Linked DNA regions of Homo sapiens: region 1 is linked to region 2. The links are chromatin loops, found by intact Hi-C in ENCODE. Cell type or tissue: heart right ventricle. All regions are shown on one strand. Each heading gives the region's core, and the rest is flanking DNA. Links, peaks and the distances in the headings are about the cores only. Region 1 overlaps TLN2 (talin 2). Region 2 has its middle 18 kb from the start of TPM1.

Region 1 (15,717 bases), core at 5,000-8,999, 220 kb before region 2:
TTAGGCCACATGGGGCAGTGGCGTGTGCCTTTGTGGAGAAGCAGAAACTTGTCCTCGGTTTTCTGATTCTAAAGACAGTTGTTTGTAGAGAGATTCCCATGGGGTAGTGAAGAAGGCTCTAAGATCTTAGCTAAGGTACTTCAGCTTTCCACAACTTGATTTCCTCATCTGTAAAATGAGGATAAAAATATATAATATCTGACTGATAGAACTGCAAAGATTTACTGTGCTGATATGTGTAAAAGTGCCTGGTACAGTGCCAGACACACAGTTACACATGTAATAAATCTAGCTACTGTTTTCTCTAACTTTCCTCCAAACTTCTTTTTCCCCAGGCAGTTTTCCCCAGTTAACCACGCCATACTCTGAATGTTTCTTCATTCCCAAGTAGCTCTTCTATTCTCCCCCAGTATGCGAGTCTTTTGCTTTGCTTTTTGTCTCGGAATCATTTTTCAGGTCAGCTGTTTTGCAGGCTGCTTGAGGTACAGGATAAAGCATCCAGGCTTGGTGGCTTTTCCCCTTCCCTTAACTCTGGTTCATAGGACACAGAGCTCTGTCCTGTTTAGAAACTTGGCAACAGACTTGAGGGGCGGGCAGGGGGGACCCTCAACTGGAAGCTGCTGCCACAGAGGCTGCTCTGTCCGTGGCCCTCCCTGAGGCCAAGCTACAGTCTGGCCTTCTCCCATAGCCCACAGGGCTGTCCAGCCTCCTGGGACTCCACAGACGAGGAAATAAATCTCTCAGCTGGAGGAAGGCATTTGCCTTCCTTTCAAAGCCCTTTCTTGTTATTGAAGTTATTCTTGCCAAGTTCCCCCATAAAAGGCCTTATAGCGGGAGCACCAGGAAGGGAGGAGAGGGGTCCGAGCTACATAGTGTTTGTAGGCATGGCCAAGCAGCTTGGTCTTCCTGAGCTGGCCTCGGCCGCTACCTGTCCCGGCTTTGGGTCCCTGATTTAGGACACCTGGAGGGACCACCAAAGGAGAGGAGGTGGCTCGTTCCTAGCAACTGGCCTTTTGACTGTTTCTTGCTGTGCGTCCCTGTCCTCTATGCCTTGTGTCTCGTTATATGCCTTGATGGTGTGTATAGTGTACCCACACACAGCCATGACTTGTCTGCCTTTGTGTCCTCAGACCCTAGTGACTAGCAGATACTCAGTAAACACCTGCTGGCTGGCACACCCTTCACAGAGGGTGGGATGCTATTTCTGGACTCTTTTTCTTTCACCTTGGCTAAGAATGTCTCTCTCCCAGACACATATACAACCCTGCAGGCTTCCCGTGATACTTGTCTTGGCCTTTGTCACCCATCCTCTGAGGGGCTTTCCAGAACCTGGATACCTCATTTCCCGGCCAGCTCTATGCCAGTCTGACTTGTCTTTTCCTGGCAGGACCTAGTAGCATTTGAAAGAAAGGCAGATGAGGAAGAGAAACAATTCCTTGTGGGCTGGTCTTGGAACGTGGTAGGTACCCAGGAAATGGTCCCTGTGCCTCTCCTGCCAGACTGTGTCCACAGCCTCTGCTGAGATCTCAGCAGCACGGGGGACAGAGTGTCTCATACTCCATGCCTCTTGCTGGCACGGTAACACAGTGACTCCCCTGCCCTGGTCAGCATGTTTGAAGAAATCTACCTACGAAACGTTGTCAGATTCTTCTTTGGGTCGTAGTCAAGGGTAGTGGGTGTGTGCACGCAGAGGTTAATACAAAGACTCAAAGAGCCTCCAGCCACTAGCCTGACACATGCGATTTACATTGGGTGCATTGGGCCATCCTGAGGGCAAGAACGGTGTGCTGTGGCGTCCCGGGAGGCAGGGCTGTCTCTGGAAGAGGAGAGCAGGGGGAGGTGTCCGGGGCTCAGCTGTTTTGCAGGCTGCTTGAGGCACAGGATGATACATCCGTGCTTGGTGGCTTTTCCTTCTTCCTTCACTTTGGCATCTGACGGGGCAACTAGTTCGGTGGCTGCGGGAGAGGGGCAGGAGTCGTTGCAGGCAGAGCGCAGACCCAGGGTGGAGAGGTGGGAGTGTTTGGGAAAGTCAGGAGCTGGCGGGTGTGGTGAGAGCCAGGTGAAGCGGACACATGACCAGAAACGGAGCTCAGCCAGGGGAGATTTGTAAGCAGGGTGTTAGTGTGGTCAGGTTTATGTCATAGGAAAGTACCTCGGAGCAGTGAGGGTGTACGTGATGGGTGAGGGTGACAGCACAGGATTTCTGACATGGAAGACACCCGAGTGAACTTGCTGGGCCCTCGGGGCACTGAAATGATGGTTCGGGGGTGGATGATGGCTTGCAGGAGTGTTAGAAGTGGAGAGGTCACATACACAGATCCCCTCTAGACTCCAGCCCTTCTGAACTCCATTCTGGAGAATTTCCATCCCAGCAAAGGTGTGATGAGTGTTAGCAGTGGCCTGTTCCTACTGAAAACCTAATAAAAGGGGATGTAATCGCCACACCTTTCACAGGAGTCTAATCCTTTCTCCCGTTCTGTGGTTTCAGAAACATAGCAGTAATTGAATAAATAGCATCTGCCCTCTGCTGAGTACTTACTATGTGCCAAATGCCTTGCTAGACACTTTACAGATATTTTTCTTCCTACTTAATTCTCTCAACAACCCTAATAGGCCAGAAATAGTGGCCCCATTTTACAGATGAGGAAACTGAGGTTTGGAGAGGTAAAGCAGCTTTGCCTAAGGTCACAGGGCCTGTAAATGGCAAAGCTGGTATCCAGACTGAGGCCGTTGACTCCAGATGTGTGTTGTTAACCTCTAAGCTACATCAACTCCTAGGAGAGAATTCATTATTTTCAGAATCTGCTTTTAGGTCCTGTTCTCTCCATTTCTTAGCTCCCCTCACATTCCCTTTCTGCCTACAGGTCTCCTTGGTGCTCTCGGCTCTCCAGGCCGGGAACAAAGGAACCCAGGCATGCATTACAGCCGCCACCGCTGTGTCTGGGATCATTGCCGACCTGGACACCACCATTATGTTTGCAACAGCGGGGACGCTGAATGCAGAGAACAGTGAGACCTTCGCAGACCACAGGTACGTGGGGGTCCTGGACGGGGAGAGGTTCAGGCTGGCCTGCCCCTGAAACTCATGATCGACTTGGAGACGCCACCTGGGAGCCAGAAATGTAGTTATCTGTTTTGATTTCAACAAGATGCACAAGTTGGGAAAGTGAACCATGTAATCAGAATAAGCCCCCTTTGCCAACTGTAAACACAGTGTCGTGGTTCGAGCTTTGCCTTTGACAGCCTTAAATCCAGCCTGCTACAGCAAAGGACAGATTTTAGACCTGCCACACGCTGAGCCAGAGAGCCGTTCCTCAAACTGCTGGCCAACCCCAGCAGGATTGGGAATGGCAGGGGCAGGCATATTTCGCTTAAACCCTGTTTTGGGAAGATAGGGGCTCAAAGCCCCTATCTCTGCTCAGCTTGCACTCAGCCTCTCTATCTGCTGCTAGGGACCCCTGAAACCTCACCACATGTCCTATACCTTTCTTCCCCTCTGCAATCCAAGGGCTGGGCTAGGGAGGCAGTTCCCAGAGCTCTGCTGTCCCTTCCCAAGCCCAGCCTCTGATCCTGAACAAGGTGCCCCAACCCATGTGTCCTCACAGTCACTAGCTATGGAGTATTTTAAGGGACAGTGGGAGTCACAGAAAAGAAGCTGACCTTTCATTGAACTATAGGGCTTGGGAAGGGAGCCAGGTTGGTGGGCCTGACTCTTTCACTGAAGTTTTCATGTCAGTCGGCTATGTGAATGAATACTGGTTGACTTTCTTCTTCTCCCCCCAGTTTTGCATTTGTGGAAGATGAGAGTCCGTTGGTAAAGGGAGGTGTAACACAGCACTTCTCTTCTTCAAAGCCCTTTAACAAAAGCCCCATGTGAGGGATTTCTTTTCTTCTTGAAGTAATCAAGCTTTGCCCTCTGTCTCTCCCCCTCTCCCCTGCCCTCCTGGCTCTCTCAGGGAGAACATTCTCAAGACGGCCAAGGCCTTGGTAGAAGACACGAAACTACTTGTGTCAGGAGCTGCGTCCACTCCTGACAAGCTGGCCCAGGCGGCCCAGTCCTCAGCAGCCACCATCACCCAGCTCGCAGAAGTGGTCAAGCTGGGGGCAGCCAGCCTGGGCTCCGACGACCCCGAGACCCAGGTACCAGCAGGGCCTGGGGAGTGCGTCCTCCCGGTCTTCCCGTGAACGCTGCACATCGGGCCTCAGAAGAGGCCTAAGGCAGAACAGGAACTTTTGAAGTAGACAATGTGTGTGTGAGTGTGTCTGGTTTGAGGAACCGGTAGGAGGCAGTCATCCAAGCGAGATAGTGGCACAGACTGTGGTGGTGGCCATGGGGATGGAGACAAGCGGAGGGATTTGAGAAGAGTCTAGAAGGAAGGCTTGGCCTGGCCCGGTGAAGGCTGGAGCACGGCATACCTGAGGGAGGGGAAGGAGTGAAAGGCGGCTCCTTGTGGGCCAGAGCAGGGCACAGGAGCTCCCTGAAGGGAGAGCTGGTGTGGGCAGGGGGAGGTGGAGGAGATTGAAGTGCCGGAGCCACACACAGGTAGAACTAGTGAGTGCGCGTGAGCCTGCCCAGGCACGGGGCTGTGGGTTCAGCGACTGTTGCCATAGAGGTAGCGACTGCAACCACACGAGAGGAAAAGCCAGGGAGTCGGGGCAGAGCCTGGAGGAATCCAGCATTTAGGACCACTTTACCGTGCAAGTGGCACAGGAGACGGAGAAGCAGCAGCTGCTGCAGGGAGGAAAGCCGCGGGCATCATGTTGCCAGGATGGAGTGTTTCAACCCACCAGAGACAGAGTTAAGAAAGAGGGAAGACTGGGAACTGGTTATTGGCCTGTTCCGGTAACCATCGAGTGCCATCGAGGACATTGGTGTCCCCAGCTGCTTGTGTGGAGTGGTGGGGCAGCAGCCAGATGGGGGTGGGGAAATGAACTCAGCACCTGTAGATGGCCCAGGTGAGAACTTCGGTTCTCAAGGAAGAGAGAGAAGAACTGGAAGGCTAGGGAAGGGCCCTGTGCTTCTGTGACTTCCGCTTCTGATATTTGGCAATTTCATTGAGATTACTTGCCTGTTCCTTGGTCCCCTTCCCAGACCATTGCTCCTCAAGGACAGTCACCACAGTTTGCTCATCTTTGAAACCTGCACATGCGGCACAGCTCTTGGCACATAGTGGCTACTGGCTACTGAACAAGTATATGTTCACCTGTTGTTGAACTAACAGCCAACAAAAGTCGCTAATAAATGGATGATGCCTGTTCCCAGAGTGCAAAATTTAAAAAACAAAAACAAAACAAAAAAAAAAAACCTCTGTTCTCTCTGTTCCCAGAACCGTCAAATGCCAAGCACTTCAGTTTTCACTCCTTAAACCATTCTCAGTAAACTAGTCTGTCTGGACAAAACTGGTTAGAAACCCCCTGTCATTCAGTGCCCCCAGGGGATGCAGTGACTGTGCTGGTTCACTTGAGGCCACCAGCTCGTTCCCTCACGGCATGACACTTCCCTCCCTGACAGCACCCATGAGTGGAGCACAGCTCCGAGAGGAAACATTCCTTATGCTACCATTTCATCCTTTCTGTTGGATTTCTGATAACATCAGAGTCCAGATTGGCTGCCTTTTGGAATTCTAAGCATTCACAAAAACCTCCGCTACAGGTGGTGGGTGCCTGTAATCCCAGCTACTCGGGAGGCTGAAGCAGGAGAATCACTTGAACCCAGGAGGTGGAGGTTGCAGTGAGCCGAGATCACGCCACTGCACTCTTAATACGTTGTCACATCTGAGATCCCAGTTTATCTTCAAAGCAATTTAATGAGGTAGATGGGGCTAGCAAGCTAATTTCACTGTGGATGAGGACCCAGAGCCACGCACACAGGCATGGCGCAGTGTGGAGGTTAAGACCGTGGCCCTCATGCTCACCAGACTCTGAATCCCAACTCTGCCACTGCTGGGCTCTGGGAGTGTGGACATAAGGGTTGTGGTTCCCACTCGAAAAGGCAGTGGCGAGGAGTAAATGAGATAATGTGTGTAGAGTGCTTGGCTCAGCACCTGAACACTGCCCTCAGTAAAGGGAAAATGTTTTTATTATTATAGAAATAGGAGTTACTGGAGCTACTGGACTGGGAACGCTTAAATGCAGTGCCCAATATTGTGTAATTCCCATCTAGACCTGGTACTTTTCACTCTAAATCCGGCACTTTGAAAAGATGATCTGTGGTCTCTGTGAAATTAGAAAAGCAAACACAGATAATGCATCACATCCAGGTTTATGTGGGAACGTACCTGCATCTTCATTCCACAAGTATTTACTGAGTACCTGCTGGGTGCTCATCCCTGTTACAAGCGTGAAACAAAGCAGAAGTCCAGGCCAAGCCTCCTGGAGCTTGCACTCAAGTTGAGGGAGAAGACAGATGATTTATAAGTGAATAAATGATAAAATAATTCCACCTACTGATAAGTGCTGTAAATAAAACGGCAACCTGACAGTTTCAGCAATTGTGGGAGTGGGCCCTTAGCTGAGGGATGGGGAAAAGCCTCTGAGGACATGACATTTGAGTTAAGGCCCAAGTGATGGAAAGAGCTGAGTCCCAGTTAGAACAATGAGCAAAGGTCCGAAACAGGAATGAGTTGAGATTTCCCATGGAGAAGAAGACAGGCTGACCTGTGTGCCTGTAGCAGAGCACCTCATAGCCAGAGAGGCAGGCAGGGCTGTTGTGGGGCCTTGAGGGCTGGGGTCAGGTGGGGATTTTTACTCAGTGTTCAGGGTGCCAGTTAGGAGTAAGTGGTGTTGCCTCTCTGGTGTCCTTTGTGCTGTCAGAGGCAGCTCATCGGCCAAGTTGCTGGCTAGGAGGTTTTACATAAGCTGCATGTTTGCACCTGACTTCTCCGTTCTGGCTCAGCTTCAGCCTCCCCTGGGCAGCTTTTCAAAGTCCTGAGTCCTGTATCAGAATCACCAAGGGTGGCTTCCCAGGAGGTCTGCCATGCTGCAGACTTCAGACTGTCTTTCTCTCCTCCCCCGTGCCCTGGCCTGCCCTCAGGCTGCATGCCTTGGTAAAGCCCACAGCTGACATCTTGACGCCTGCTCACCTGAGTTCTGTGCTCTCTTTCAGGTGGTTTTGATCAATGCCATCAAAGATGTGGCCAAGGCCCTTTCTGATCTCATCAGTGCTACCAAGGGAGCTGCCAGCAAGCCAGTGGACGACCCTTCCATGTACCAGCTCAAGGGGGCTGCCAAGGTAGAGTGGGGCTCCGACTGGGGATGAGCACCTGAGTTCTCTTCTCACTTAAAGGAAGGAGAGGCGTCCTTGCTCATAGCATGCGATCCAGAAGTAAAAGGAGTAGGGGCTGGACCTGAGTCACTGCACTATCTGTATTCATTCTCCCTTCCTATGCAGGTGATGGTGACCAATGTCACCTCGCTCCTCAAGACTGTAAAGGCAGTGGAGGATGAGGCCACCCGGGGCACCAGGGCGCTTGAGGCCACAATTGAATGCATAAAGCAGGAGCTTACGGTAAGGAGCCAGCAGTTACCTCCCTTGGGTACCAGAGTCCCACAGCTGACCCCAGTGAGGGCTCATTTGAGGTTTTTTACCAATGAGGTTTTACCTAAAACACCTGAACTGAGAATGCCCCTTCACCTGCCTGCTGGTAGCTTTATATAATTGAGACCCCATGTGTCACTGAGTTTGGCTGGGATTGATTTGTAAGTGTAATCAAGGAGTTAATTGAAATGTATCACTTAGGACTATTCAGGTTTACTTCCACTAAAATTATAGCACGAGATCAAAGCATTGTCAAAGATTCCTGGAAAAAGGGAAAGTCAGTATGACTGTGCTTACCTGGAGCATTAATTCTGTGAACAGTGCTTAGCCTTTCTTGATGCACATTGCTCTTGGTACCCGCACACATGCAAAATTGGAAGTCTGCCGTTTGCTGTTGGAAAAGCCTAGAAGCCTTTACCTGAGACACTTCCCTTTAAAATCCAGCTTCTTTCCATTGGAGTCATCTGACCTGAGAGAAATTGACCCTGTTCTTTTCTGACTTGTTCCAGCATTGCAGAGTTGAGGACATTCTGGAGTTACTGCAATGTGGATGATATCTGCTGTTCTTATGATCCCACAATGGTTGTGGATTGGCTCATTCTAATCCCCACAAATAGAAATATGCCAAAAAGAGTAGTTTCAAACAGATTTCTTTTTGATAGGAGGTCTGATCACAGATTCAACTTTTTTGGGAAAGAGGGATACCTGCCTTTGCTGCCAATTGTTCTGCACCTTTAAAGGGTCACCTGCAAAAGCGACCTAGAGCACTAGAAACAATAGTAGAACAATTTTGCAGGGTTTTGCTGACAGAAACTTGGGTTTTCTTGTCATATCATTAAAGAATCTAGCCTTGATTGATGTTGCGCTCAGTTCATGCTTTAAAGGAGAATCTAAAAAATACAGGAGTAACCTAAAAGCTGGTGGTGCCTTAAGTACCACTGCCTGGCACTTGCCTGGCTGCACAGGCTGGGTGTTTGCTACCAAAATCTGGACACAGCTCCTTTTTTGTTATTTGTTTATGTTTGATTTTTGTGGGTACATAGTAGGTGTATATACTTAGGAGTTACATGAAATATTTTGATATAGGCATGCAATGCATAATAATCACATCAGGATAATTGGGGTATCCATCATCTCAAGCATTTATGCTTTGTGTTACAATCCAATTATACTCTTTTAGTTATTTTTAAATGTACAATTAAATTATTTTTTACTGTAGTTACCCACTGTGCTATCAAATACTAGGTCTTATTCATTCTTTCTACTTTTTGTAGCCATTATCCCTCCCCACTTCCCCACCCCGACCTCCCACTTCCGTACTACCCTTCTTAGCCTCTGGCAACGATCCTTCTACCCTCTATCTCCATGAGTTCAATTATTTTAATTTTTTCTGTCACAAATAAGTGAGAACATGCAAAGTGTGTCTTTCTGTGCCTGGCTTATTTCACTTAATGACCTCTAGTTCCATCCATGTTGTTGCTAATGATAGGATCTCATTTTTTTTTTCCTATGGCTGAATAGTACTCCATTGTGTATGTGTACCACAGTAGCCAAGATTTGGAAGCAACCTAAGTGTCCATCAACAGATGAATGGACACACATATACAATGGTACACACACACACACACACACACACACATATATATAATATTGAAGAGATATCTGCACTCCCATGTTTATTGCAGTTTACTTCATATATATGATCTTGGCTATTGTGAATAGTGCTGCAGTAAACATGGGAGTGCAGATATCTCTTTAATAAACTGATATCCTTTCTTTTGGGTGTATACCTAGGAGTAGGATTGCTGGATCACAAAGTAGCTCTAATTTTAGTTTTTTGAGGAATCTCCAAACTCTTCTCCATAGTGTTTGTACTAATTTACATTCCCACCCACAGTGAACAAGGGTTCCCTTTTCTCCACATCCCTGCCAGCATTTGTTATTGCCTGCCTTTTGGATATAAGCCATTTTAACTGGGGTGAAATGATATCACATTGTAGTTTTGATTTGCATTTCTCTGATGATGAATGATGTTGAGCACCCTTTCATATGCCTGTTTGCCGTTTGTATGTCTTCTTTTGAGAAATGTCTATTGAGACCTTTTGCCCTTCTTTTGATTATTATATTTTTTCCTATAGAATTGTTTGAGCTCCTTACATAGGCTAGTTATTAACCCCTTGTCAGATATGTAGTTTGCAACTGTTTTCTCCCGTTCTGTGGGTTGATTGTTTCCTTTGCTGTGCAAAAGCTTTTTAACTTGATGTAATCCCATTTGTCTGTTTTCATCAGCTATACTATTCTGGAGTAAATGTTTTTTTCCTTCAGGACTTTAAATATGTCATGCCCCTCTCTCCTGGCCTGTAAGGCTTCCACTGAGAAGTCTGCTGCTAAGCATATTGGAGCTCCATTGTGTGTTATTTGTTTCTTTTCTCTTGCTGCTCTTGGGATCCTTTCTTATCCTTGACCTTTGGGAGTTTGATTATTAAATTCCTTGCAGTAGTCTTCTTTGGGTTAAATCTGGTTGGTCTTCTATAACCTTCTTGTACTTGGATATTGATAGCTTTCTCTAGGTTTGGGAAGTTCTCTTTGAATAAACTTTCTACCCCATCTCTTTTTCTACCTCCTTTTTAAGGCCAATAACTCTTAAATTTGTCCTTTTGAAGCTATTTTCTAGATCCTGTAGGCATGCTTCATTGTTTTCTATTCTTTTTTGTCTCCTCTATGTTTTCAAATAGCCTGTCTTCAAGCTTACTAATTATTTCTTCTATGTGATCAGTTCTGCCATTAAAAGACGCTTATGCATTCTTCAGTATATTAATTGCCATTTTCAGCTCCAGAATATCTGCTTGATTCTTTTTAATTATTTCAATTTCTTTGCTAAATTCATCTGATAGGATTCTGATTCCCTCTTTGTGTTATCTTGAATCTGAGTTTCCTCAGCACAGCTCTTTTGAATTCTTTGTCTGAAAGGTCACATATCCCCAGGATTAGTCCCTGGTAACTTATTTAGTTGGTTCAGTGAGGTTATGTTTTCCTGGATGCTTATAGGTGTTCATTTGTGTCTAGACATTGAAGAGTTAGGTATTTATTATAGTCTTCACAGTCTGGGCTTGTTTGTGCCTGTCTTTCTTGGGAAGGCTTTCCAGGTACTCGAAAGGACTTGGATGTTATGATCTAAGCCGTATCTGCATCGGGGGGCACACCAAGCTCAGTAACACTGTAGTTTTTGCAGACTCATAAAGGTACCATCTTGATGGTCTTGGATAAGATCCAGAAGAATTATCTGGATTACCAGATAATTACTTTCTCCCAAACAAATGGACTCTGTCACTCTGTGCTGAGCCTCCTGAAGCTAGGGGTGGGGTGACACAGGTACCCCTGTGAACATAGCTTCTGACATGCATAGGCAGGCCTAATGGTGGTGATCAAAGAGACTTGAAATTTGGAGCCATCCTGGGAAACTACAGACACATGGGTTATTCTGAGTATACCAGTGTTATTTAAAATTCACCCAGAGGCCAGGCATGGCAGCGCACGCCTGTAATTCCAGCACTTTAGGAGGCTGAGGCAGGAGGATTGCTTGAGCCCAGGAGTTTGAGCCCAGCCTGGGCAACATAGGGAAACCACATCTCTACAAAAAATTAAAAAGTTAGCCAGGTGTGGTGGCCTGAACCAGTAATCCCAGCTACTCAGGAGGCTGAGGTGGAAGACTCACTTTAGCCCAGGAGGTCAAAGTTGCTGTGAGCCGGGTTGACTGAATTTTATTCTGGCTGAATAAAATTCACCCAGATCGTGGGTTTCCATGTAGCGCGTGCCATGAGGGCCTCATTAGTGTGAAGGACTCTACGTGTGGCCTTCATTCCGCTGTAGCATTCAAGGGTGAAGTGGGGATTTGGGGTCCTGGACTGCTTAATTGCAGTTGCCCATTTTCAGCAGTGATGTTTGACATTGGTTGGCATTCTATGGGATGCCAACTGAGCCCACTCTTCTGCATCAGGGAAGCCTTCCTTGCTGAAACATGGTTGCCTAGGGCTGAAGACAGGGTAGCCCCACCTAGGCTAGGGGCCCTCGTGTAGGGACAGAGGCACATTCAGCACATACCCAGGGTACCAATCACTCATGTTAGAGAGCCAGAACAGATGAGCATGAAGCAGAAATGGGATATTGACTTACCATGGTGAATTTATTTCAGCCTCTCTAAAGGGGGTGGGTCGGTGGGTTGCTAAATAATTCACAGTGTCACCATGGCGCACTCGACGTGAACACCTCTGCACAATTATGCAGTTATATTTATAAGACAGGCTAAGAATAGAAGGAACTGATGCTTCATTTCCCCCAACCTCACATCCTCTCAGAGAGAGAGAGGTGAGTCCTGAGTGATGGGGCCAGGTCAGTCCTGCCCTGAAACCAGCACTGGGACTGAGAGTGTATGGAACTGCCAAAGCACCAGCAGGGATGGGGGAAGAGAACTATGAAGCCATACAACAACCTTTCACAGGATGGGTAGTGTGTAAATATTGGGTGTCAGTTTCTGCAGACCAACAGGTTAACACTCTAGATACGTCTCCCTCACCATATTGTTCCCATGAATGTTTAGTGTAGGTGCAAGAGGTTTGTCCATGAGATTCTTGAAAACAAGAACCATATTACTGTACTCAAATTTCTAATTTCGCCATGTGACAGTTTCTTCCAGTTACTGGCTCAGTTTTCAGACACAAGCTACAGCCTGGTTGGAGAAGAATAAATTATTTTTTTCGTTTCCTTTTTGATTTTTTTAACCTCTCTGTTTCTGACTTCCAGGTGTTCCAGTCAAAAGACGTACCTGAAAAGACATCATCACCTGAAGAATCCATAAGGATGACGAAAGGCATCACCATGGCAACAGCCAAAGCCGTGGCAGCTGGGAACTCATGTAGACAGGAGGACGTGATTGCTACTGCCAACCTGAGCCGGAAAGCCGTGTCAGATATGTTGACGGCTTGCAAGGTAAAGAGCTTGGCATGGTTTTGGATGGACAGATGATTCTCTGTCGTGACTGGGTTGCTTGGTGTAGTCTGAAAAAGGGGAGGGGCTCAGAACCTTAAACTTTGTAATAAAAATGCACACAGGGCCAGGGGTAGTGGCTTATGCCTGAAATCCCAACACTCTGGGAGCTGAGACAGGAGGATCGCTTGAGACCAGGAATTTGAGACCAGCCTGGGCAACATAGTGAGACCTCATCTCTTAAAAAAAATTTTTTTTAAGTAACCAAGTGTGGTGGTGTGTACCTGTGGTCCTAGCTACTCAGAATAGTAGCTATGGCAGGAGGATCACTTGAGCCCAGGAGTTCAAGGCTGCAGTGAGCTATGATTATGCTGCACTCCAGCCTAGGTGACAGAGCAAAACCCTGTCCGTTTAAAAAAAAAAATGCACGCTGAATATGGCATACGCACCAGCCTGTGGGAAATGACTCTCTAAGGCAGTTTTGTGTTTGAGAGGGGATGGAGTCAGCCTTGCTGGCCCTAATCCTCCCCCTTCTTTCTAGTTCTTCCTAAATAGGCAGGAAGCCTTCTTGCAGAGTGTGGTGGAGGCCTCTCCGAGGGTGGTGGATAGGGATTGCAGCACTTGGTTCCAGCTCCTCCAAATGGAAAATGTTTGCTCTTCCGCTGGACCCTTGTTTACCCCCATAGGTCAGCCATTGTGCACTAGGAGAGGTGTTGCCATCCCTGGTGAGGAAGTGAGTTGGAGGAATATAGCAGAACTTGGCGAGCTGCTTTTCACAGTCTGTGCTAGACATCTTGGAAAAATTCCTCTGTTCCTTAGGTAGATAGTTGGAGCAACTGCCCTGAGCCTGTGCTTGGTGAGGGAGCTGTGGAGACCCAGGGCCTGGAACCTTTATTTTTGATCTATTAGGAAAGTGAACTATAAGAGCCCCCACCCTAGGCCTTCCCCCTTCTTGGGACAGCCTTGCCCCCAGGGACTCCGGCTTCTGCTCAGCAATCAATTGATGATCCGCTGCCATGGTGAGTGAGGGCAGAATTGAAGACCAGCTCCTACAGCGTGGGGTCTCAGGGAGCAGAGCCATTCTTTGTGGTAAAGTGAGTTCTGCTGGAGTTGCTGCTGCAAGATCCAACTCTTATGGCTTCTTGGTGGCTCCTCAGAAGGAGAGGGAGGTAAGGGAGGGGGTGATGACGGAATTTGTGTGCAAGGGCCTGGCCCTGGGAGACAGTACCACATTTATGGGACCCCTGGGTGTGATGAAGGGTGGAGAGAAGAGGGTGTGTTGGAAAAGACAGGGCTGGAAAGATTCCGCTTTCACACAGGACGCAGGGCTTGCTAGATGAGGGAGTTAGGACTCTCTCTCCTGAGGCTGCAAGTATTGGCCACTTTGATATGCTCAGTGGAGTCCACCTACCATAAGAGATAACTGCCAAAGGGGTTACATCCTCAATCAGAGAGTAAAGGCCTGCATGCATTGTGGTGTACACACACGGAATCTCAAAATTTTCGAAGAGCTGTCATATATATTCTCTCATTTGATCCCATATGAGAAAGGCGAGAGTAATTATTCTGTTTGTTACATGATGAAATGGGCTCAGAGAGAGAAGTGGCATGACCAAGGTCACGCAGCTATTTACTGTCAGATCCAGAACTGAAATTAGCTCTCCTGATTTCTCAGCCAGTCTGTTTCTGCTACTCAGGGCCTCCCAGATGTAATGTTCAAGGTCGCTATGGTTGATGCGTGACAGACGCTTTTGTCCCCAAGCTACAGACGTGAACAGGGGAAACTGAACAGAAGAGAAACCATGATTAAATGGTCTTTTTAAAGGGAATGCAGCTCAGATGTTTAAGTCTCTCCTAACGTGTGCTCCCCTGTTTTCAGGGGAGGAGCTCAGGTAGAACAGTGTGGGTGCTATTTGCCCATCCTCAGCCCCTCTCTGTCATCTCGACCCTGGGATGCGTTATCTGGGCATTGCAGGACAAGATAGCAGCCAGAGCTCTAAAGCCTGAATGTCAGCTTCACACACCAAAATCAGACTTGACAGGAGTCACTGCTGAGCCCTGATGCTCCTGTTAGGATAGGACTGACTTAGCGAACTCACTAACATTTCCATTTCCCTTGATCTCCTGTATCCCTCACCCCTTTGCAAATGGAAATGAGGCCTCTGGCCGAAAGGGAGCGCATGCAATAATGCATAGACAGGAAACCTGGGTTGCTGAGTGGTGGTCAAGACGGAAGCCTTAAATGCCAAGCAGAAGGGCCGAGTCGCCCTAGTCCAGCTCTGCCTTTTCCCTGGTTACCCTACTCAGCCCACACACGGAGGGGCAGAAAATTACATACTGGCTCATCTTAGAATGGAAGGATTACTGCAGTTCCTTAGGCAGAGAGAAAGACTTACCTAAACCCTAAGTTAATTCTCATGCATATTTCTTTCTAGTCTTACTTTCATTTGCACATCTGTATATTAGATATAATTTTATGTCTACTATTATAATTAATGTTATAAAGCTATTTCTGTGTTGCTATATTGCTGACTTTTTAATGACTACAAAATACCCTTAATGAATATTATCTTCCCACTGTTGACAGATATTTAGGCTGTCTGCATTTTTTAAAAATCATGAACTTTACTGCAGTAAACATCTTTGGGCATATCTGTTTTTTTCTGTGCTTTGGATTATTTCCTTAGGCAAGATTCCTAGAAATAGAATTAGTGGGTCCAATAGTATAAGAGTTTAATTAGTGCCACATTGTTCTCCCAAAGGGTTCTACCCGGTTACAGAGCCCCCAGCAGTGCACGCAAGCACCTCAGCTCCACCTCTCCCACTCCCTACACACGGGCTTGCACATAACCTGCTGGAAGTGACTCTGAGTAGCATCCGGGCCTGTGTCTTCCCGCAGTGGTGTCTCATCAAACAGACGTGGGGCCTTGTGCCTCACCGTTCGAGGCACAGGGGTATGAGGATGAACAACAAGTGATGGTGGGTGGCTGGGAGCATGGCTTTTGGTTCCTGCCTCCGAGCCCATTAGTCCTCAGATGAGGAAAAGCTGGCTCATACATGACATGCTGGCCATGAGAATTAGCCCCACTCTGTCCAGGGACTGGGGGTAAGTCAAGGGGGGAGCCCAAGGTATTCCCATCAGCACTCACATTCCTAGGAAGAGGGGCTTGAGTGGATAAAACATGGATCCTGGTCTT
Region 2 (15,717 bases), core at 6,193-10,192:
TCTCTTGCAAACAACCACCACATATGAAGATAGCTAAGGGAGCTCCAGGTTTGCTGAGAGTCTGAGCACCTGTGAGGGATATTACTAAGGAAATGTCCACACCAGCTAGAAGGTTTCTTTCAACTCTGGGTGCAACAATGTCCAGACACTGCTCCAGTAGTTACTGCTTGCACACATATTACCTCCTTTCTTTCTCACCTGCAATTATTGTTGTGTAACAAATGAACCCTGAAACTCAATAACTTACTCACATGGCTGGCAGGTTGGTTCCTCTCCACACAAACTTCTCCATGAGGCTGCCTGGGTGTCCTCACAGTGTGGTGACAGGCTTCCCCCGCAACTACCTATCCAGGAAACCAAGGAAGAAGCCGCAATGCCTCTCCGACCTAGCTCTGGAAGTCACGCGTCATCACATCTACTGTCCCATTGTTCACACAGGTCAGCCCTGATTCCGTGTGAGAGCGGACTATGCAAAGACAGGGATACCAGCAGGCAAGGATCCCCATCGTGGAGGCTGGGTAGAATGAGTGGGTCCTGAGGTTAGTGCTCCATGGGAGTGATCACTAGAAAAGTTCACCCACTTAAGTTTGGTAGTTGTGTGAGGAAGGACTCTAACACCTGTTTTGTTGTTGTTTGTTTGTTGTTTGTTTGAAATGAAGTCTCGCCATGTCGCCCAGGCTGCAGTGCAGTAGCACGATCAGGGCTCATTGCAGCCTCGACCTCCTGGGCTCAAGCGATCCTCCCACCTCAGACTCCCAAGTAGCTGGGACCATAGGCACACGCCACCATGCCCGGCTAATTTTTGTATTTTTTTGTAGAGACGAGGTTTCACCATGTTGCCCAGGCTAGTCTCAAACTCTTGAGCTCAAGCGATCCGCTTGCCTTGGCCTCCCAAAGTGCTGGGGCTTACAGGCATGAGCCACAGTGCCTGGCCTTCTATCACCTGTCTGCTCAAATCTGTATAGGTGAATTGTTCATAGGAGATGTTGATACTCAGGTACCGATGGCTATAGTTTTTAGCTACATTTGACCACAAGTTTTGATTGCTGGGGTTTCAATCCCATCTTCCTTGTTCTTCTGCCATTCTTAGGAATCTGCAATGGACGTTTGTCATTCTGTTCTGACTTCCCAGCATCTGACACTTGCCTAGAGGAACTTCTCACTGTGTGACTCCTGGTGAGGGCAGGTCCCTGCCCAGTTCTTCAGTCTTTCTGTCAGTATTTGACTGACCCTATGTCACTCCAATAATCCTCTTGCTATTTAAATTAGCTAGTCAGTCACACCTGTAATCCCAGCACTTTGGGAGGCCAAGGCGGGCGGATCACCCGTGGTCAGGAGTTCGAGACCAGCCTGGTCAACACATTAAAACACCCTCTCTGCTAAAAATACAAAAATTAGTCAGGCATGGTGGCACGTGCCTGTAATCCCAGCTACTCAGGAGGCTGAGGCAGGAGAATCGCTTGAACCTGGGAGGTGGAGGTTGCAGTGAGCCAAGGATGCAGTGAGCCAAGATTGTGCCACTGCACTCCAGCCTGAGTGACAGAGCAAGACTCTATCTCAAAAAGAAAAAAAAAAGAAAGAAAGAAAATTAGTTTCTGTTGCTTGCAACCTAGAATCCTAGCAGGTTCTGAGTCTCTAGCACTTACTTTCAGACAAAGTTCTCCTGGTGCCAAAGCCACTACATCTCTGCTGCTGCTGTGGCTACAGTTGCTGAAGTTGAGCATAGACTTCAGAGTCAGACAGACCTAGGTTTGAGTCCCAGCCCTGCCAATTTAATGCAGTGTGACTTTCTACACGTTATTTAACATCTCTGGACTTCTGTTGCTTCCCCTGCAGGATGAGGGAAGTGATATTTAGCTTGAAAGACTGCTATGAGGATCTGCACATAGCATTGTGCCTGGCACAGAGTAGGTGCTTAGTGACTGCTCTTGTATAATAAAATATGATGGTGATGATGATGATGACCATGGACATGTGCTGAAGTTTCTCCTGATGTGATCCCCATCCAGAGTTTATTACAGAGGCAAAGCTACTCCCGTTTGATGACAGGTCTCTGGAGCTACCTTGAATGGTCTGTCCTCTCAGTACCAATTGCTCTTTAGAACCCTCAAAGCTGGTCTTACTCATGGAGTTGAATAAACTCTTTCAATAAGGAACTTGCTATAAGTCCCCTGGGGACTAGTCCAGAGCATGATTCAGAGACACACCCCCAACCCCTCCTATATTCAATGCTTTGCAAATGGAGCTCTTTCTGGCCTGCCCTGAGATCCTAGAACATCTAAGATGGGCATGCAACTTCAAGCCCCACTGTGGTCCTTGCAATCTGATTTCAGGTCATCCAGACCCTTGACCTGGCCTCACAGCCTGACATAGCCTCACAACTACTAGAGATACATCCTGGACGGCAAGCCACACTCTAAGACACTGTGCTCCAGCAGGAGCCCTGGTTTCTCCCATCCCATCTCTGAGCTGGCAGAGCTGTTGCATAGTGTTTCCATTTTTCTAAGGGTTGTTCCAGAGTCTAGGGTGTTCATGAGAAGTAATTTGCAAACCCCATTCCATGCTACTCTAAGAATTATACCCTCATACCAGTCTGGGAAAGAGTCTGACCCCCACCTTCACCCCAAATCATGGCAATGGGTGAGGTGGCACCTATGCTGGTTATGTGGGCACTACAGATAAATGGGCAACTGCAAGATCAGGAAATCATCCTAACACAGAAAGAAACATCTCTTGTTCTAAGACTCCCTCTTTGAACAACCCAGTTAACCCTACAGGCCCCTCATTCGTCTTCCAAAGCACTGATTTGCCGCTTAGGACATATATTTGTTAGACTAGCAGCTGAGTAGTAGCCTCTATCTTTTCCTAGCAAGAGTATAAGCCACCTGGAGTGAGAGCCTTCTTACACTTTCCCTGTCCTCTGCACCTGGCACCTTGCCTGAAGATGAATCAGAGCTGACGAAATACTTGTCGAATGGCTGCTCCATGGATGACACAGAATACAGCTGTAGACCCTGACTACCTGGCCCAAAATAGCAAATATTGTGGGCCATGGGGCCGTGGAAACCTGAGATGCCTCCCAGGGCCACGGCAGATGATTAAGAAAATTGGCTGAGAGATAGGATCGCACCAGCCCACAATAGCCTGTGCATTTTTGTCCAGGTTGGAGAGGCAGGACACAGCCTGTACCTGTTTGGCAGGACACAGCCAGGTCATTCCTGATAGACAAGACACAGCCACCCGACACACGGGGTAGAGCCCCCACAAGGCTGCTGCTCAGAATGCTCCTGCAAGCTCAGCTGCGATTTTAGGCCTGCTGGAGTGAGGTCTCAGGTTACACCAACTCCTCAGCTTCTCAGCTTTTGATGGGAGCTGCTTCTGGACAGGGACATCACCACCAGCCCATTAGTGAAGGAAATATTTGCCAGAGAGCGTCACCCTCCAGGAGGAGAATAACAACTGAAGGTCTATATTTCATCTGTTCCAGGAGTCTTTTAGCTTAGATGAATTCCTTAATCCTTCTTCTCTACCCATAGGCTCAAAGAGTTGCAAATCTTCCACACACTCGGTACCCCTTTTAAGTTTAGAAATTGACCTAACAATAATGCCTCCTTGCAATGTCCTTGCAAGTGGCCTGGTATGCACTGCCTGGTTTGCCCACATGTCAATACTGTGAGGCTGGACATGGGGATTGTTTGGTTTGGAGATGTACTGTGTGATAAATAATGGAACGTTGCAACGGCTAACATTATACTAAACATTTTGCAAAAAAGTAAGCCTCAGAACAACCATATGAAGGGGGGAATGTCACTATCCCCAGTTTCAGATGAGCAAACTGAGGCTTAGAGGTGTTAAGAAACTTCCAAAGTCACCTAACTGGGAAGTGGTAAGACCATGATTCAAACCCAGGAACGTTTGGCTTCTAAGCACAGACTCCTAATGCTCACAGTCCACTTCTACCCACATATTTATGAAATATCAATCACTGTGCTGCCTGCTGGAGACATAGGGACAATTAAGGTACCACCTTGTTGCTCAAGATTCCAACCTAGCCAGAGAAACAAACATTAGCTTAATTTTAAATTATATATTACAGTGTGATATTTGTAATAATAAAAATTATATGTAGGAATGGAAGGATGATGATTAATTCAGTCAATAAGGGAGGAACAGAGATTAGGGAAGGCATACAGAGGAACATTCAAAAAATGAAACTTTATGATTCAATTTCTTTTCTGTTTTGAGTGTGTGATCTTTAGCCATCATTCGTCCACACTGGCATCTATTGAATGAGTCATCCATCATCTGGGAAAGACCCAGGCAAAAGGGTCCCCTTCTCTGAGCCCATGCTTTATAGGTCTTACATATCACAAACCCAAAATAGATTAATGTGTTAAGGAACTTGAGAGCATCTCTGTCATTCAGGATTCAGAACTCAGCATCGGCACAGCACAACCAATAACCCTAAACACCACTCGGATGAGTAACACCATTCAGGCCCCAGAGAAACGCTTCTCCGTGTCTCTTGTCCTGTGTCTGTGAATCAAAGGGAAACCTTGTCCAAATGCCATCCATGAAGATTTGTGGGTTGTGCCGCTGCCAGCGCTGGAGATGGACACCTCCCTTTGGAGGATGGGCAGGATGTGAGCCCCATATGAACTCAGATAAGAATTAGGCAAATTAGTTAACTTACCTTATTCTTCCTCACAGATTTCATGAATGCACAGACTCATGCAAAGTGCAGTATCCTTTCCTAGGAATGCTGAGTGTCTATTTCTTGCTTCTCTCAATGCTCCAGCCTGTGATTCTGGAATCAGTCAAAAATTAAGGCAGTATTCACAACAGCTTCACATGATGGTTGGGAAATAGTTTGCAATATTAAACAAATCCTAACACTTTTAATTTGTGTATTTGCAGGCCTATCCATAACATACAAAAAGCATGATATTAATTCTTTATGTTGGCCACAGGCAGACCTCAAAGGCTAGAATTGTATTAATAAATAGGTTTTATTTTATAAAAATATGTTTAAAGATTTAATTACATTTTCAAAAGATTAAGTAATTTTAATCTAAGTGATGTTGATTTTTAAAGTTGATATGAATTTATTATAAATTATATTTTCTTTTAATTTCAATAGATTGTTTTGCAAATTTTATTTACATAAATATTCAGTCATAGAAAAACATCAGATGGTGTAATGAACTGAGTGTTATGGCTTGCCGAAAGTCATATGTTGAAACTCTAATCCCAATGTGATGATATTTGGAGGTGGCACCTTTGGGAGGTAATTAGGTCATGAAGGTGGAACCCTCAGGAATGGGATTAGTGTCCTCATAAGAAGATGCCAGAGAGCTGGCTAGTTCTCTTTCCACCTCATGAGGATGCAACCAGAAGTCAGTAGTCTGCAACCTGGAAGAGGGCCCTCACCAGAAACCGACCAGGCTGGCACCGTGATCTCAGACTTCCAGCCTCCAGAACAGTGAGGAATAAATTGTTGATAAGCCAGCAATCTATGGTACTTTGTTATACAACCCAAACTGACTGAGACAGATGGGTTTGCTCCCCTCTTTAGCCTCACTCACTTATCTCCCTCAGGATCCCTTCTGGGCCAGCAAACAGGAGATTGGCCAGGTGTGGAGCCTCACCCACAGCACCTGGCTCAGCAGGAAGCATGTAAAAGGCCCCCAGGCCAGGACAGGAGGGGCCTCCGTTGCAAGCTATTTTCACTGCTACTACATATACTGCTCAGTGCCTCACTCTGTCTTGCTTTGACTTGGGCCTTCTGACTGTCTCCTGGTACCTACCTATTCACCTGGCTTCCTGATCTGCTTTGACGGATAGCTCCAGTCACTGATCTCTTGAGCCAGGTCTTTGTCAACCTTGCTTTGACCAGCACAACCCTTGCTTCCTCCCCACGAAGTATTTCCTGATATCCATTGGCCTGCAATGATACAGGGAAATAAATATTAACATGTTTTTGAATTATACATTACAGTGTGATATTTGTAATGATAAAAATTATGTGTAGGAATGAATCAAAGGGTGGTTATTAATTCTGTCAATAAGGAAGGGAGATTAGGGAAGGCTTCCCAGAGAAACACTAATTAAATGGAACTTTATCTATGATTCAAATTATTTTCTATTTTAACTGTGTAATCTTTAGCCATCAACCATCCACACTGGCATCTACTAAATGAGTCATCCACCATCTAGGCAAGGCCCAGACAAAAGGGTCCCCTTCTCTGAGCCCATGCTTTAACAGGTATCACATATCACAACACCCCCAAAAATTAATGTATTAAAGAACATAAAGTAATATGAATATATACTTCAAAAATCAGAGCTCTCCCCCCTCCCTTACCCACTCCCCAAGAATATACAGAGAATGGCCTTCTTCATCTCTCATTTCACATAAATCATTGTAGAAACTACCCTGATCCTAGCTTCACCCTCTGCCCTTCAGGATAATTCATAAAAATCATTAAGCACTGAAATCATCCAGTTCAAACACTGTCTTTTTACAACTGGAGAAACTCAGACACAAGGAGGGGAAGTGACTTTCCCATGATCACCCATCAAGTGAACTGAGACTAGAGCCAGTCTCCAAGCTCCAAGCCCACATCCACACTCTGGTTCCAAAATGCCACGTATCCAGATAATTGTGTGGCATTCCAGCAGCACCCCACCCTAATCAATCTCCACATGACATCCCATAGGGCAGTTATTGTGAATTGTGGGGGGCAGAAGTTGGATGCTGGGTGTGCAAAGGAAAAGCAAGGGAGGTTGTTTCATAAATGACACAATGGCACGCTCCAAAGTTGAGTTGCAGGGCTTCCGCTGCCCTGAGAGACTGCATGCCTTTCTGGAGACTAAACATTTTCACAGTTCCTTTGGCCCAAGGGTTATTTTCTTGTTGGAAAAAATGGAAAAATTCCCCACACGGATGGCAAGAAAAATAACTTCAGCTTGACTAATCCAGAGACAAAGCTTCTTCTGAAATTGCAAAAGGATAGAATTGGAGGGGAGCAAACATTTCTTTTAAATAAACACAGAATATTTCTTTCTTTGCTTTGTTTTAGAGACAGAGTCTCACTTGTTGTCCAGGCTGGAGTGCAGTGGCATGCAGTTATGGACCACTGCAGCCTCAAACTCCTGGGCTCAAGTGGTCCTCCTGCCTCATCCTTGCAAAGTGCTGGGATTATAGGTGTGAGCCACCATGTCCAGCCCCACAGAATGTTTCTTCTGGGTTTCTTTTTATTTGCTCATGCCTAAGAACCCCTAATTGGCTCCTTAGAGAAAGGCCAGGTCCCATGGGTCAGAGGAGAAACTGGGTGGGCATGAGCCTACAGGAGAAGCCCCAGCTCACTGGAGCTCCCTGTCTGGCCAAGCCTGTTAGGAGCTGTGTCCCACAGGGCCTGGGCTGAGAGGGAGACGTGCCTTCTTGCAGAATCCCCCGCATACCCAGATGAGCCCTCCCTAGAGATGGGACTATCAACTGTCCAAGACCCTGTTCATTACTTATCTTCAAAATGTGCCTCCTCTTCTTAACGAATAAATGCCTTTGGCACTAAGAGTTCTTTTGCTACAACTTGTTTCTTAAAATCAAAATAACTTAGGTTGATTTTATCAATTGCATAACTTACTAATTTTTTTATCTGATTTTTCTCAGTTCTTTAGCTAAAGAAAAACTCAAATTAGTATCTATGTTTAAAATATTTCTTCTATGAAGCCTGGGCAACATAGAAAGACCCAATCTCTACAAAAAAATTAAATAACTAGCCGGGCATGGTGGTATCCACATGCAGTCCCAGCTACTCAGGAGGCTGAGGTGGGAGGTTCACTTGAGTCCAGGAGTTCAAGACTGCAGTAAGCGAAGATCGTGCCACTGCACTCCAGCCTGGGTGACACAGCGAGACCTCATCTCTAAAATACATTAAAAAGGAAAAAAATATAACTGTTGGAAAATACTGAAATTGTCAATGACTGCAGGTATCCTTGAAAACATTTCTCCTGTGAGATTAAGTAAATCATCTATATGTTCATGGCATCTATTCTGAGAACTTATTGATGCCTTTAAGGGACGCTTACAGCTGCACTGTCATTAATGACTGTGGATATTGCTAAACAGCAGGTTACCATCTTCTAGAATTTGTATCAGTTTATCAAATGTAGTCACACATAGATGGCTCGCACTTGGCAAAAAAGTTAGGAATTGTCCTGGAAGGGTCCATGCGAGTGCGAGTTTTGATGCTTAAATGTCCCTGGCTTCACAGTAGACCTGCCCTGCAAACCATTAAAATGGTTTGTCCCAGCCTCGCAGGGGTCATTTTACCTACCCTTCAAGATACCCACCTCACAGCCAGTGAGCATGGAAGAAGCCCAGGGAACTGGGGTCATGACATGATCATGTGATATGAGTAGAGCATGAAGGAAAGAGCATCAGATTCCGGGCTGGGTGAATTAGGACAATGCTTTTCATACGTGACTATATGTTCACTCTTCTCTATAGTAGTATTCATAATACTAGCCCTCTATACTTCACAGGTATGGGAATCAAGTTGTAAAACATCTGGAAAATTACTTCACAAACTAGAAAGCACTTCTTGAAAGTAATGTCTTTTGTTCATAAAATCATGCATTCATTAAATATTTATTAAGCACCGACTATATGCTAGGTACTGTTCCAGCATTGGAGATAGAGAAATAAACAAATATGACTATCTGTTTAAGAGATAAAATGTATTTTCCTCCTAGCCTTTAAGGTGAATAGCCCTTGGGACAGTAGTCAGTCTCCAAGATGGTCCCCAGGGACCCCACCTCCTATTGTTGTGCCCACCATACTGAATTGGGGCTGACCTACACACGAGAATATGGTAGAACCAACAGTCTATGACTTCCAAGACTGGGCCATAAAAGACACTGCTGCCTCATCCTTGGCCTCCTGGATTACTCGCTCTGGGGAAGCCAGCCACCATGTCATGTGGACACTCAAGAAGCCACCAAGAGGCTGGCGAGGAGAAATGCAGTGTTCTGTCAACATCCAGCACCAAAATGCCAGGCATGTATTACCTTAGAAGTAAATCTTCCAGCACCAGACAAGCCTTCAGATGGCTGCAATCTAGTTCACGTCTTGAATACAACGTCATAAGAGACCTCAAGCCTCAGTTGCCAGCTAAATCACTTCTTCGTGTCTGACCCATAGAAATGTAAGAGGTAATAAATATTTATTCTTATACATAAAGTGTATAAGCCACTACATTTTGAGGTAAGTTGCTATGCAGCAATATATAACTAATATATTTCATTACATAATTCTTCCAAAAGGGTAAAGGAAGATAATTCCACCTTTGGTCTCATATCACTACAGACTGATATTTGTTGCCTGACAATCTTCATTTGGTTGAGGAACTGCCATGGGTACCAATCATATAGTTGGTGCTCCATAATACTTACTTGTTGGCTGTTGGATTCATGATTCTGGAGCTGATGAGCACAACTATGGCTTGGTGGACAGGGATGAGGTCACACAAAAGTTGGCTAAGGCATAGAGAGATCCACCCAGGTAGGGCCAGGGGTGGGTGAGGATGGTCTCAGGAACAGGTGATCCTAGGAATCCAGATAGACAAGACCCTCACGATGGCCTGAGGGGCAGGATCCTGGTGGTCAGTCAGAGCACTGCATTCGTGCAGATCCAGGTCTGATGGACAGTCTGGATTGGAGGGAGAATGGTTATCATGGAAAGACAGTACTTGGGTACTGAGGCCCAACAGCAAGACTTCAGACCAAGATGGGCGTGGGGGACAAGATAGAGGAGACCAGTATTGGAGGATTAGGAGGTCAATGTAGAAATGGTAAGCAAGTCAGAAGCCCATCCCTGGAGCTCAGGCCCAGGTGGAGCTGAGGGTGCAGCAAGGCTGCAGAGGCCCAGGTTGACTCAAGGAGCATCTGCAGAATTGCAGCTGCAAGCCCCATAGCTGTGCTCCTCAGTTCTAAAGTCATGAATCCAAGAGCCAACAAGTAAGTGTTTATAGAACACCAACTCTATGATTGGTACTATGGGAGTTCTTCCAGCCAAATGAAGATTGTCAGGCAACAAATACCAGTTTTTAGTTATACGAGACTATCCTCAATCTGGAAAGGCATCCTTCATCTGCTGCCACAGGTAACACTGATTCCCCCTCACCTGGCACCTGGACCCTCCTAGCTGGGCACCCCTCTCAGCTGTGGAGCTCCCCACAAACTTGCCTTAAAGGTGTACAGCTCTAAAGTCTGGAATTCACTTTGATTTGGGATGATGGGGCTGCAACACAGTCCTTCATATTGAAATCTCAGGAGAAGCAGCCTCTCCTTAACTACACCTTCACAGTTTTCCTTTTTGTAGTCTCTGGGTTTCTGAGATAATAAATACTATCTCCAAAACAGGTGATAACAATGACAGTGATGACACTAGACTGTGAGACTCCAATGTGGAGTCAAGGCAGGAAACTTTATTGACAAAAGGAGGACTTAGTCAACACAGGAGTTCTGGGGACAATAAGATGGAAATCAAATACAGAGTAACCAAGATAAGGCCCTCACTTTCCATAAATACCTTTGCCTTCTCCAAAAGCAGGTACTTTCTAACTACAAAAGTATAACACAATGTGAGATGACAGGTTCAAATCCAAACTCCATCCTATTACTTTCAGAGACTACCTGTGATTTTGTAGCATCTCCTAGTTTTTTCAAATATATCAAAGACCCTAATTTTCCAAGCATTCATCCCAAAAGTAAATTCTCCAAAAAAAAAAAAAAGGACATACATCACCCAAAAATTATGCAGATTGGTCCTGAGCTCTTCCACGTCAGCTTCTGGCCTCTCAGAACACCCTCATCACCCCAGTGTTCAGGTCCTGGGACAATTTTTCGATAACAATTTATCTACATAATGTTCACCATTGTGAGCAGAACTGGCATGAATCTTTGCACCTCACTGGAGCTATGAGAATTGTCTCTATTGGAAATGCTTCTGAATTAAATCAGCTGGGTTTCAATTCCTCACAAGCTAAGCTCAGTGTTATGTCTCATGTTGGTCCATTTTTGTGGCTTCCTTTCCCTCTCCTCAAGGCTTTTATGACCCATGAGAAAATGGGGGCAAGACCTCTAGTTGTGGTCCACTGTGGTCACTGTTAGTCCCTGGTCCAAGCTGTGGGGTCCATTCAAAGGTAGGCTGCTCCACAAATATGTCCACAACCAGCATGCCAAGCTCAACCACGGACAGAAGCCAACTCCACAGGTGCCATGGTCCTTAAGCTTTCAGGCAGCCATCCCACCCCCAGTTCTGCCACCCTCACAGAGCTCAGCGCAGGGTTGTTGTACAAGTATTGATGGATTGGGTGAAACCCACCTTGTTTCTTTCAGCTATCTGACATCTGGCTCATTACCATTTCAGAAACTAAAATACGGCTCCCAAAAACAGTGGCCATGCTCATCCCATGGGCAAATGTACCTTACTACTAATTTGTCTATTTTGATGGTTGAAACAATTTGTTGTGTGCTTGTTAGGCACCACCAAAGATTAAAAGAAATAGATGACATGGCCACTACTCCTAAAGACTTTTATTTTCTAGTTGGGAAGGTAAGTACCCATGGGAAGGTCTAAAGTTAATAATAGTACAAAATAACAATGAAAGTAACACCTCAAGACACATTGGCACATCTCATTGGATTCTCGGAGCAATCCTGGGTGACAGGTATTACAATTTCCCATTTTGTAGGTGAGGAAACTGAGGCATATATGATCCTCCCATAAGACTTGCCTCTGGAGGGGGAAACTAACCTGGGGCCAGAGGGGGTCATGCCCGGCTGTTACCCCCTGCTGTCTTGCTCCCTACCCTCTGTGACCCGCAAACTTCACAACACACATGTATACACACACACACACACACACACACACACACACACATACTCCAACCCTACCTTATTGGAACATCTGACTCTGTAATGATCTATAAAAGTTTTATTGTTCCTTCTTTTAGAAAGTTGCTGGATCTCCCTAGCACTTGTAAATAATGTGTGCTCCAGCCCCTATCTCTGCCCTGTCCCTAATCATAGGCACCCAGTGGGTAATTATCCAACAGCCAACAAGGGAGCAACAAGAATCCCATGAGGAAACTCAGTCCGGGGATTCTTCTGAGGTCACAGACCTCCATTCATGGGTGGTCGACCCTTCAACCCTTCTGCCCCAACCTGTCAAGGAGACAATTGCCACAGCCCATGTGAGAGGCACTCTGGTTTTCCAGCCTCATCCCCCACTCTGCCCTTCAGTCTTCCCAGTAGATCAAATGACTTCCTACTATTTCCTGAACATACCCCCTCCCCAGGCTTGGGAGCGTGTCCTTTCCTCCTCCTGGAGTGCTCTTCTCTCAAGTAATGCTTGTCCAATTACTGCTCAGACTACAAAAACTAGGCCTAAATATCACCTCCTCCTTCAATCCTTTCCTGATTTTCTCCATCCATATATGAGCTTGCCTTTCTCTGAAACACCATAAAATTACAAGTGGATCATCTAAAAGTGTTCATCTCTATCCGCTTCTTATTACAGAAGCATATTTGCAGATTTGTCTTAGGGGATAGGAGTCAGAGTTCTGAGTCTGTCCAACCTCTGGCACTTATGACCCATGCAAAATTGGGAAACTGAGCCACAAGAAAGTCATCTATAAAATGGGGTTTCATGAGGATAAAATGAGACAACAAAGAGAAAGCACTTCATAAACAATAATGGGCTTTACTCATGTTATGCTTAACCTCTCTCTGCCTCAGTTGGCGCGTCCATGAAAACACGTGTAGTGATGTCTCCCGCTTGGATTTGCCGTGAGGATTCGATGAGGTCGTGTATGTAAGGCAAAGTGAGCATAGTCCCCCGCCTCCATCTCTGGCCCTGTCCATGTCATAGCAGAGCTTGGACTGGAGACACCCCATTATATTTTTCACTCTGACCACGATGTTGTACAGGATTTAGGATGCTGCTGCAAACACTCTTTCATGGGGGTGACTTTTGGAACCTGGGCAGGAATTCCAATGCTCTGTAATAATAATCATCATCATAAACAGTTGGTGGTCCCTGCATCCAGGAAATCAGTTTTTAGGGGCCAAGTCTGTGCTGTGAGGGAACATGCCCCTCCCTCAGAGGTAGAGACTGCAGAGCATGTGTGTCTATAAAACCACAGCTAATCCTCAGAGCCAGATGGAAGAGCTGCCTTCCTGAGTGGCCAGCTGCGGCATCGGAGCCAGAAATGCCCCACAGAGGCAGTTTGGGAAGCATCAGCCCTAGTGCTCCATGAGCCACGTTACTGAATTGCAACGTTGATGCGGGAAGGTGAATAATAAATCAGGTTAGACATTGGGTCAAGGATCTGCATCTGAGAAGAAAAGGAAATGATAAACTATCAGAGTTAGAAGGAACCAGCTCAGACCAACATCTTTGCTGCAAACTTCCAAGCCCCTCCCTTCCCCGCTTTCTCTTCTTCTTTTCAGGGCTGGGTCCCACACCCTTTCAGCATCACGTGTCCTTACACCCTCCAGCCACAGTTGACGTGACTGAGAGCGGACCAAGCTGGGCCAGTCAAATTCTCTCTCCTGGAATTCTGGAATTGGAAACTGGACACTGGTCAGCTTCTATTGGGATCTTTACCCAGGAAGACTCACTTTCATGGATGGAATACAGACTGGAAGCCAGACAAGAGAGAGGAGTATGGGAAACGCATGCCTCATTCCAAGAGAAACAGCTCAAGCAGGCAGCCCTGCATGAGGAACACCGCAAAAAAAAAAAAAAAACACTCACTGAAGACACAAACCTCTCTTGCCTCATCACTTTAGTGAAGTAACAGAGTGCCTTGCACACATAGGTGCTACTAAATTCAAGTTTATTGACATTCACTAATAATCAAAAACAAGTGGGGATCTAATCACAGTGTAGATTTGAGGGAGAAACAAAGAGCCTCTGAGCTCCTTAAAATCAGGGGCCAGGTTTATATAAAGCTGAAACGCAGGAAAAAACTAGCCGGGATGGTGGTCAGCTGTAGGGGGGATAATATGTGGAAGGGGGCACAAGGGGCTTCTGGAACGTTCTGATTCCTGTTCTGGGTGCTGGTTACAAGGGCCTGCTGGGCTTGTGAAAATTCAGTGAGCTATATGAGTATGACATACGCACATCTCTGTACATATGGTATATGTCAATAAAAAGTTTAATGGTACAACAAACGGGAGTCAGGTCTTGACTTACCCAGAGCCCACCTGATACAGTCCTGGCAGGAATTCAAGGTTCCATCTCCCTAGCATTTTCATACAAGCAATATCTGATTAAAATAAATAACCAAAGTGGCCTGGAAGAAAATAGGAATCAGAAAGCCAAGTCAGAGAAGGGCAGCAGTGTGCTCAGAGGAATTCAGGGGGTAGAAAAAGAACTCGTTGCCAAGAAGACAATCCCAAATGATGCGTTAACAGTAATGTGTTTGGGCTAATGTTTTATACACAGACCCACAAACAAACACACATATTTGTCCATGTGTACACATGCCTTGGACCTTTTGATAAATTTATAACCATTATGAAGAGAATATTTAACTTTTCTACATGGTAGGCACTGTGTTTTACATTCATTAAATAGCTCAATCATGATAATCACCTGCTGAAATGGGTACTATTATTATCCCCATTTTTCAGATGAAGAAATCAAGGTTCAAAGAGGTAGTGACTTGGCTGTCACCCTGGTAATAAATGGGTAAATTAGGTTGGTCTAACTGCAAAACCCACGCTTTTAAAATAACACTTTCCAACTCCCCAAAAACATACAGACACAGATATTGGTACCTCAGCGCCTCTGTGTGAAATATAACACAGAATACGTTCCATTTCATTCATCAATGGCTTCTACGGCTAACACATCCAACAGCAAGACAAGTGAGTTTGTTTGTTTCAAGGTGTAAATAGGAGACGGCCAATTTGCCGATCATTTTCGCCTATGTGAATTTTGGAGAGGAAGCGGCAGACACGGCGGTTCTGCTAGCACACTTAACCCTCCTAACAATTTGATGAGGTACATATTCTTATCTCAAGTTTACGGAAGGAGAAACTGAGGCTGCATGCAATTAAGGGCCTTCATCAGACCCTTGCCCGGGTGACTCCAAAGCCCAAGAACGCATGTTCACTCCCAAACAAGGCAATCTATATCCTTGTGTTAACCTCTGAACTGGCCCCACTGTGTCACTGGGTTGGGCAGGAGGGCTCATGTATGATGGGGCCTCGTGCCAGGCCAGGCATGCTCAGTGACTGGGCTGTCACTCTCAGGGCTTCTGTTTGTCTCTGGCAATACCAGGGTGCTCAGGCCGACCAGCTCAGCAGGTGCCCAGAAATGATGACACCGAGGAGAAAACCCACCCTGGGCTCCCTGTCATGGAGGAACCCAGGAACCCAGGGAACAGCCATCAGCACATGTGCCTTGGAGAAATTTGAATGAAGACCGAGAAGTCACAAGCCAAACCAGCTACCTCGGAAGGGAGAAGGACATGAGAAGTACATCATTCCAGCCATGAGCTCACCGTCCTTACTCAGAGTTCAAGGCTGATGAGAGGGAGCAGAGGTAAGGCCGCGCTGACCCCTGCCTTCTCTCTTCTCAAGCTGAGAAGATCCTGGCTGCTGGCTTTCCTATTGCTGTTAACAATGTACAACTACAAG

The links. Peaks named below come from ENCODE experiments on the same cell type or tissue, not always from the same donor. Only the 100,000 strongest peaks of a DNase experiment are listed, where the experiment ranks them.
Region 1: a loop joins it to region 2, with 2.2 times the contacts of the local background. A loop is called at or near these places in 3 of 110 quality-filtered maps.

Annotation. Positions count from the first base shown.
Region 1 is chr15:62,793,263-62,808,979 of GRCh38, forward strand. It overlaps TLN2 (talin 2), which reads left to right. Exons shown (of 59, transcript NM_015059.3): 47 at 2,865-3,031; 48 at 3,957-4,140; 49 at 7,106-7,231; 50 at 7,391-7,507; 51 at 12,338-12,523. Among named protein-coding and RNA genes, the nearest start is that of MIR190A, 23 kb to the right of the region's middle. RefSeq lists an enhancer at 2,996-3,496. In heart right ventricle, for the core only: no CTCF peak of the experiment used is centred there; a DNase peak (open chromatin) is centred at 6,864; H3K27ac peaks cover 1,447 bases.
Region 2 is chr15:63,016,669-63,032,385 of GRCh38, forward strand. No RefSeq gene overlaps it. Among named protein-coding and RNA genes, the nearest start is that of TPM1, 18 kb to the right of the region's middle. In heart right ventricle, for the core only: no CTCF peak of the experiment used is centred there; no DNase peak of the experiment used is centred there.